Regions from separate parts of the Homo sapiens genome. Here regions 1 and 2 are each linked to region 3. Evidence: chromatin loops called from intact Hi-C (ENCODE). Cell type or tissue: ascending aorta. All regions are shown on one strand.

Evidence for each region. Hi-C counts contacts between places; a loop is a spot of excess contacts. Peaks named below come from ENCODE experiments on the same cell type or tissue, not always from the same donor. Only the 100,000 strongest peaks of a DNase experiment are listed, where the experiment ranks them.
Region 1: a loop joins it to region 3, with 2.7 times the contacts of the local background. A loop is called at or near these places in 5 of 110 quality-filtered maps.
Region 2: a loop joins it to region 3, with 3 times the contacts of the local background. A loop is called at or near these places in 66 of 110 quality-filtered maps.

Annotation. Positions count from the first base shown.
Region 1 is chr11:11,968,919-11,971,418 of GRCh38, forward strand. The region is part of intron 3 of DKK3 (dickkopf Wnt signaling pathway inhibitor 3); the gene reads right to left. Among named protein-coding and RNA genes, the nearest start is that of DKK3, 38 kb to the right of the region's middle. RefSeq lists enhancers at 1-195, 196-819, 820-1,443. In ascending aorta, a CTCF peak has its summit at 1,078; DNase peaks (open chromatin) are centred at 93 and 1,093; H3K4me3 peaks cover 593 bases; H3K27ac peaks cover 1,449 bases.
Region 2 is chr11:11,797,904-11,800,403 of GRCh38, forward strand. No RefSeq gene overlaps it. Among named protein-coding and RNA genes, the nearest start is that of MIR8070, 16 kb to the left of the region's middle. In ascending aorta, a CTCF peak has its summit at 1,097 (motif pointing right); a DNase peak (open chromatin) is centred at 1,108.
Region 3 is chr11:12,280,956-12,283,455 of GRCh38, forward strand. It overlaps a transcript of MICAL2 not described here. Among named protein-coding and RNA genes, the nearest start is that of PARVA, 95 kb to the right of the region's middle. In ascending aorta, a CTCF peak has its summit at 1,085 (motif pointing left); DNase peaks (open chromatin) are centred at 306, 1,056 and 1,386; H3K27ac peaks cover 986 bases.

The DNA of each region.
Region 1 (2,500 bases), 310 kb before region 3:
AGCAGAGGGGGCATCGCTAGGGACCCTGCCAGAAAGCCACAGCCCTGCCCACAGAGAGCGCCCTCAGGGTCCTGGGTCTAGGGTCCCTGCAAGAGGGAAAGGCAGCTGCCAGCTTGGAAATGAATTAGAGGAGGGTGGCTGGACTCCAGCCCTCCCAGCCCAGGTGCTGTCTCCTCATGGCTGCCAGCTCTGCCTGGCTGGAGAAACAGGGAGAGAAGGAGTGAGGGGAATCTGTCCACCCCAAGGCCTGAGTCACAGAACAGGGAGCCATGGCCGAGGGCACTGTGACCTGCCATGGTCGCCGGTCACTGGCAGAAGCAGGGCTGCTTCAGCTCCTGGACCTGCTGTCAGGCTCAGGCCTACGAACCGGCAGCTTTACAGCAGGGGAAGGAGGGCAGGGGAGGAGGGAACATGATGACAGGAATGGCCATTGATCGCCCTTTTGAGGTATCAGGCTTGACGGCCCTGATCTTGTTCAGTGACTCCTCCCAGCAGGAGGCAGGTAGGGACTGCCTTCTCTATATTGCCAGCCGGGAAATGGAGGCAGAGAGGTCCCTCCAAGATAATGTGACTAGTTCAGGGTGGAGGGTCTCTTTCCACCACCAGCCCTTGAGCCAAGGGGGTTCAGGGCTCCACATGTAGCAGCCAGTGGTGAGAAGGACCCTCCTGAGGCCTGGTATTCTGGGGCCCAGCAGACCTTCTGGAAGGGTCTTGAGGAAGGGAAGGACCGGCTCTCCCCTCTGACCCAGAGCATCCTCCCCATCCTGAATGCAGGTGTGGAGCCCCACCTGGAAGAGCCTGGCCGGGCAGGCCTGGACCTCCGGCAGCTGCCTCCAGTCCCCTTCCAGGGGCTCTGCTGCTCTGATCAACACTGCAAGTGCTGGCGGCCCAGCAACCAGGGTGCTCCCTTGCCAAGCATTGATGCTTTTGTTTCAGTTACTTTCCCAGCACCCCTTAAATGTCAGGCATGATACCATCGCTGTTTTTACGGATAAGAAAACCGAGGCTCCGAGTAGGGTGAACGGCCGCCCAAGTGAAGGGACTGAGTCTGAGCCAGAGCCCCAGCGGCCAGAGAAGTCCCAACAGGGCTGGGAACAAATCACAGACGCGCTTTGTCTCAGCCCAGCACACGCTCTTGTGCACAGACACAACTCAGGCTGCTCAGCCGGAAGCCTCCCGACGTTCTTTCCAAAGCAGAATGGCAAGAAAATGGAGTGGGAGGGACGACATTTGGGAGAAAGGAAGGGCCAACAGGCACAGAATCCCTTCTCTGAACCAGCCATATTTTGAGGGACTGGGGACACAAAGGTGAATGTGAGGAGGCCTCTGCCCTTAAGAAATTCGTAATTCAATTGGAAAAAGAGAGAGAGAAAGAGCAACCCAGTGGCAAAGGAGACAAAGGGTATGAACGGACAACTTAGAATAACAGAAATTTGCCTCTTCAAATAGAAAGGCGTTCAACCTCACCAATGAAATCAATCAAGAAATGCAACTTAAAAGAGCATAACACCATTTTTTTCACTTAGAATGGAAGAAATTAGAAAGGTTGAATGTCTCCATGGTGGGTGGAATAACAGCACCCCCAAAGATGTTCACATCCTATTCCCCGGAACCTGTGGGTATGTTATATTACATAGGAAGGGGAAATTAGAGGCAGAGGGAATGCAGGTTGCTAATCAGCTGACCTGAAGGTAGGGAGCGCACTCTGGATTATCCAGGAGCACCTACCTGACGGAATCACAAGGGACTTTAAAAATGGAAAAGGGAATAGAGGAAGAGACAGTGTCAGAGTGATATCATGCCAGGTGTCACAGACACTCCATTGGCCATCCCTGGCTTTGTAGATGGAAGGGGGGCCAGGGGCCAAGGAGCAGAATCTCTCTTAGAGCCTCCAGAGAGGAATGCAGCCCTGCCCACTCTTTGCTTTTAGCCCAGTGGGACTTGTGTTGGACTTCTGACCTCCAGAACTGGAAAACAGTAAATTTGTGTTGTTTTAATCCAGTAAATGTGTGGTAATTTGTTACAGCATCAATAGGAAACTAATAAAATATTCAATGTTAGTTTCAGGAAATAGGCATTGCCAAATGCTTTGGGGTAATTAAAATTGAAGATTTTTTTTTTTTTTTTTTGCAGGCAATCCATCAGCATCTATCAAATAGTTAAATGTATATGTCCTTTGACCCAATCATTTCCCTTCCTGGTGACTACCCTCAGAAACACTTGTCCATATATGTAAATATCTGAGAACAAGTGTGTTTAAGGCTATATCGTTATATTATTTATAATCCAGAAATAACAAAAATGTCCAACCAGAGGGAACTGATTATTGTACAGTCATTTCACAGAAAAATCCCTCCATGCAGACATTAAAAAGAATGCAGTTGTTCTTTGCATAATGATTTCTAAAACAAGCAAGGGTTAGAACCATAAACAAAAGCAGGGAAATTTTGAAACCATAAGCTTTTGTAAAGCCCTTCTGTAAAGCAGAATAATACCACAC
Region 2 (2,500 bases), 480 kb before region 3:
AGGGTTTTTATGGTTTTAGGTCTAACATTTAAGTCTTTAATCCATCTTGAATTAATTTTTGTGCAAGGTGTAAGGAAGGGATCCAGTTTCAGCTTTCTACATATGGCTAGCCAGTTTTCCCAGCACCATCTATTAAATAGGGAATCCTTTCCCCATTGCTTTTGTCAGGTTTGTCAAAGATGAGATGGTTGTAGATGTGTGGTATTATTTCTGAGGGCTCTGTTCTGTTCCATCGGTCTATATCTCAGTTTTGGTACAGTACCATGCTGTTTTGGTTACTGTAGCCTTGTAGTATAGTTTGAAGTCAGGTAGTGTGATGCCTCCAGCTTTGTTCTTTTTGCTTAGGATTGTCTCGTCAATGCGGGCTCTTTTTTGGTTCCATATGAACTTTAAAGTAGTTTTTTCCAATTATGTGGTGAAAGTCATTGGTAGCTTGATGGGGATGGCATTAAATCTATAAATTACCTCTGGCAGTATGGCCGTTTTCACGATATTGATTCTTCCTATCCAGGAGCATGGAATGTTCTTCCATTCAATTATTTGTCTATGAGTCTCATAATCCCCACCAGATTGTGAGTTTGTGGAAGGTGGGGGCAATGATTCATCTCAGAATTTGCCACAGCACTTGCCACAGCACTTAACACCTAGTATATGGTAGGTATTTATTGGCTTAATTTATTAAGTCTCTAAGTAAATGAATGTATTCGCCAAACTGACTGTTGGACTACTTGAAATTCACAGAGCTCAGAGCAGCTAAACCTTGAAAGTAGATAAAAATCACCAGGAGACCTGGCTCACCTGGGTCTCATTCTGATCCAGTCAAAGGTTGTCATTATGTACAGCAACCTTGCTTTTTGTCCCTGGGGAGCACTCCAGGCTAACCCATCCCACTGGCACCAAAGCCCTTTCCCATCATCCCCACCACACCCTGGAAGCTTAGAACATGTCATTATCCTCCCTCATATGTCAGTCCACAAGATGCCAAGTAGATCCCTAACACTCCTTGCAGTGATAACAAGATAACATAGTGACAAAGTACTTTGAACTTCACAGGTTCCATTCACCCTGCAGTTATGGCTATTACCGTGCCCAGAAGCCACCACCAGGGGGCTCCAGCATGTCTCTGAAACCTGGCTGTTCAGTAAGTCTATGAGAAAGACTGGAGGAAAACTCCGAAGTCTTAATTTCCATTCCCAAGACACAGAAATGCTGGACAATCCCAACTGACCCCCTCACCCGAGAGCACAGCCGGGGAGGGTCCCAGGGCCCAATGAGGAACAAGTGCTTGTCTTGTCCCTGCAGATTTGAGAATCCTTGGGTGAGAATTATGTGGATTTCAAGTTTTCTAGGAAGGACAGGGAAGGAGGACTGGAAAATCAGAGCTGGTAGTTCAAATTTTTAGTCAGATCTGGTTACTTTCTCCCAAGGCAAGTAACCCAAGAAAGTACCAGAAATCTTACACTAGCTCCACTATATTATGGTTTAGTAGTATTAGTGTCAACATTAACATTGTTGAAAAATACAATTGCAATTTTTTGAGCACATGCTATACAACAGGCATTGTACTTTTTTCTCTGTACATGATATCATTTGACCCTCACGTTGCCCCTGTGAAGAATTATGATTATTAGGAAACTAAGGTTCAGAAGAATAAGTGATATCCCAAGGTCACATGGCTTCTAAAGGCCAGACAGTCCAAGGCAGAGTGGAGCACATGAGCAAAGACACAGAAACAGGGAAAGCAAAGTATTCACAGTGCCCTACAAGCAGCTGGGTATTCTTGGAGAATAAAACAAGAAGGACATAGAGACAGAGACCACCTATCACAACACAGAATATACTGTTAGGCTAATGACTTTATCATGCAAATGACTGAAAGCCTTTGAAGAGTTTTAAACAGGAGAGTGACATGCCAGACTTATGTTTTAGGAACTGTGGCAGAGAATGGATCGGAGAAAATAAGACTGAAGGCAGGAAGACCAGATGGAAACTGTTGAAGTAATAAAGAAATGATGACAGCTTTGTGCCTTCTCCATCTCTTTTATATGGAGGGACAGCCCTGGAATAGAAAAATGTTTAGGAGGTAAAATCAGCAGGTCTTGGTGAAGTATTACATAAGGTGTCAGCCTACGGCATCTCCAGCCTATTCTCCCATGCCTTGGACTGACGTATACAATCATCTTGTAAATGACCCATGTCAAATTGTGCAGAGAATACATGAATGAACAAAGCAAAGTTTCTGATGACCTTCTAGTTGGAGCAGACAATACCAAATAAACAAGAAAAATATCCAACAGAGATAAGTGTTATGCAGACAATTAAAATATGGTGATGTGATAGGTGTCGGGCTCCTTTAGAATGAGTGGTCAGGGAAACCTCTCTGAGATGTCATTTAGACTTTCTAAGGCCATGTGAAAATCAGGGAAAGAAGTGGCTTACGAGGTTGAAAAAATCCAAAGCAGGCCAGTGAAGCTAGAATAGAATGGGCAAAGGAGAAAAG
Region 3 (2,500 bases):
GTGGCAGCGAGGGCTCCCACACAGAACCCTGTGAAGAGAAACCCTGGCGGCCAGGATCCCCGCATCTACCGCACACGTCCCTAGGGGAGGCCCTGAGCAGGGCAGTCTCTCCACAGTGCCCTGAGGAGCCCAGAGCTGTGCACGGTAAGCAGAGAGCCCACCAGGCTTGATTCTGGGAAGTGGGGAGGGAACAGAGACCCCCACAGCTGAATTTCCCTCTTGGAGGACCAGGTGACAGGAAGCCTCGCCCTCAGGCTTCAAGGCGGTGGGGCTAGGACCTTTGGGGAGTGGGACGCAAGTGGCAGTGAAGGGACTTGAACCAGGCCTGGCTTCCCTCTCCATGAGAAGCTTTGGAATCCCAGTGGGGAAGACATCACGGGGACTGGCTGGCTGTGGTTGGTCACAGGCTGGCAGGGATCAGGGGCCCGCAGGTCTCTCTTGCCTGGAGTGATCGCTCTCCTGCCTCCTGTATGGGCACCTCCTTAGGGGCCCCTCCAGCATCCCATAGCCCCTGAGGGAAGGGAGCTGGGTCCAGCTGCTGTTGGACAACATGCAGCCCTGGATGGCATCATCTCCCTGGGACCACCTGCACAGCACCGGGGCCATTACCAGTGTTTGGGGCTTGTGGGATGCACCCAAACTTCTACACAACAATTAATACACTTTTACTGCATACCTGTAATGGGCCAGGACTTTTCCCATACGTGTGGTCATCCCAGGATGACCCTGTGGGGTAACTAGTGCGAAGCCTGTTTCACAGGTGAGCAAACAGGCTGAGTGGTCTCCCGAAGTCTCAGCCAGTGCTGGTGCCACCCTCCAGCCACCACTGCCCAAGCTCTGGCTTACTAAGAGGTAGCTGTCTTTAGCAGCCCAGCTTGTGTTTAATACAAAGTTGACCTGGAACTGAGTGTTTTGATTCAGTCAACAATTTGGGACCAAATCGTCTGATTTATGGGTAACTTCTGGACGAGCCTGGGAAGAAACAGTCTAACCTGACGGAAACTTGCTGCCCAATGGCCCCACAGCCTTAGTTGCCCTGGGAGAGCTGGAGCTCAACTTGTCCTGCATCGCCACCTGGTGGTCATGAGCAGAATTGCCACCTGGTCCGTGAAATGTTTTCAGGAGTGATGGTTTCCCAGGAAGACGAGGGCTGGGGCGGAAAGAACTCATATAGATATTTTTAAATCCTGGAATTGTTGAATTTACTCTAGAAATGTTGAATTTTACCCTCATTTTTTAAAAAAGTGACACTTTTTAAAAAGGACAGATTATCATCCAAACACATTTGTTAAGTACCATTTGTGGGGCTGTGCAGAAAGGCTCAGCACTGGCACTGAACTGAGTACTCTCCTGTGCCCAGCTGGGTCCAGCCCCACCTCTGGTTACTGCGTGGCCTTGGTGTACCCTTCCATCCCCCTGGGCTCCAGCTCCCCATTTCCAGATATGAAGTTGGCCTGCCTTTCATCCCTTCCCTCCATTTCCCCTCCAATTGCCAGACGGTTTTAGGCAACTTACAAGAAAAACATAAAACAAAATTGTACATTTATAAATATGAAAGATCAAGCCTCAAAATCAGGTCTAACAAAACCAGTTTAGGAGGGATAGACCCCAGAGAGGCAGACCATAATCCTAAACAGTTGCTCTAATTGAATCATAAGTTTGATTCTGAGTTTTCTAGCTTCCAGCATTTAAAAGGAAACACAGAACATCGTTACTCTCATTGTTTATGAGGAAAACATATATTGGTTTGCAGCAGGTCTCTGAGTAGGCACAACTTCTCCTAATGCTTAACTCTGTAGTTTCTGGCTCATACCAAATAGATGATATTGAGAAATGTGTTCGATCATGTCTTAACAGTTCCTCAGAAAATGCAGCCTTAGTATTCTCGAGGCTGTTTCTTACAGCAACCCTTGCTGGAAGGTGAGGGCATGACAAAAAAACATGACTCAGTGATAGCAGTTTTCTTAGCGGGATGGGGTTGTGTTGGGAGACTAGTTGGGTTGGGTAGTGAAGCCAAAGCATTTTGTTTCTGACAGTCCAGTTTAACGCCAGAATAAAATACAGAGTAGGTAAGTGGGTAGAATGCGTGACTCTCAAACAATTCTTTGTCGAGTTAGTCTTCATCAGTCATTGTTTTATCATTGCTAGGTGGACCACATTGTACAGTTAAGCTCTCTGGCACAGGTCTAAGTGCTGTGCTTTGTGCTGCTGGTTATGGTAACCCCATCACTTTACCAAATAATGCAGGGTTGACCCTTTGTGTGGGTTTTATGGAGCTTCATTAACCACAATTCTCACCTGGATAAATGCCTCCAAGGTAGACCAAGGGAATGCCAGACAAGACCAGGATATTGCTTTGAAAAGACTCCTGGTTGCAGTGTGGAGTTTAAAAAAAAAAAAAAAAAAAGACTCTACGTTGGTCCAGCCATGCTCATAGAAGCATTATTCACATTAGCCAAAAGGGGGAAACAAATCAAATGTTCAACAGACAAATGGATAA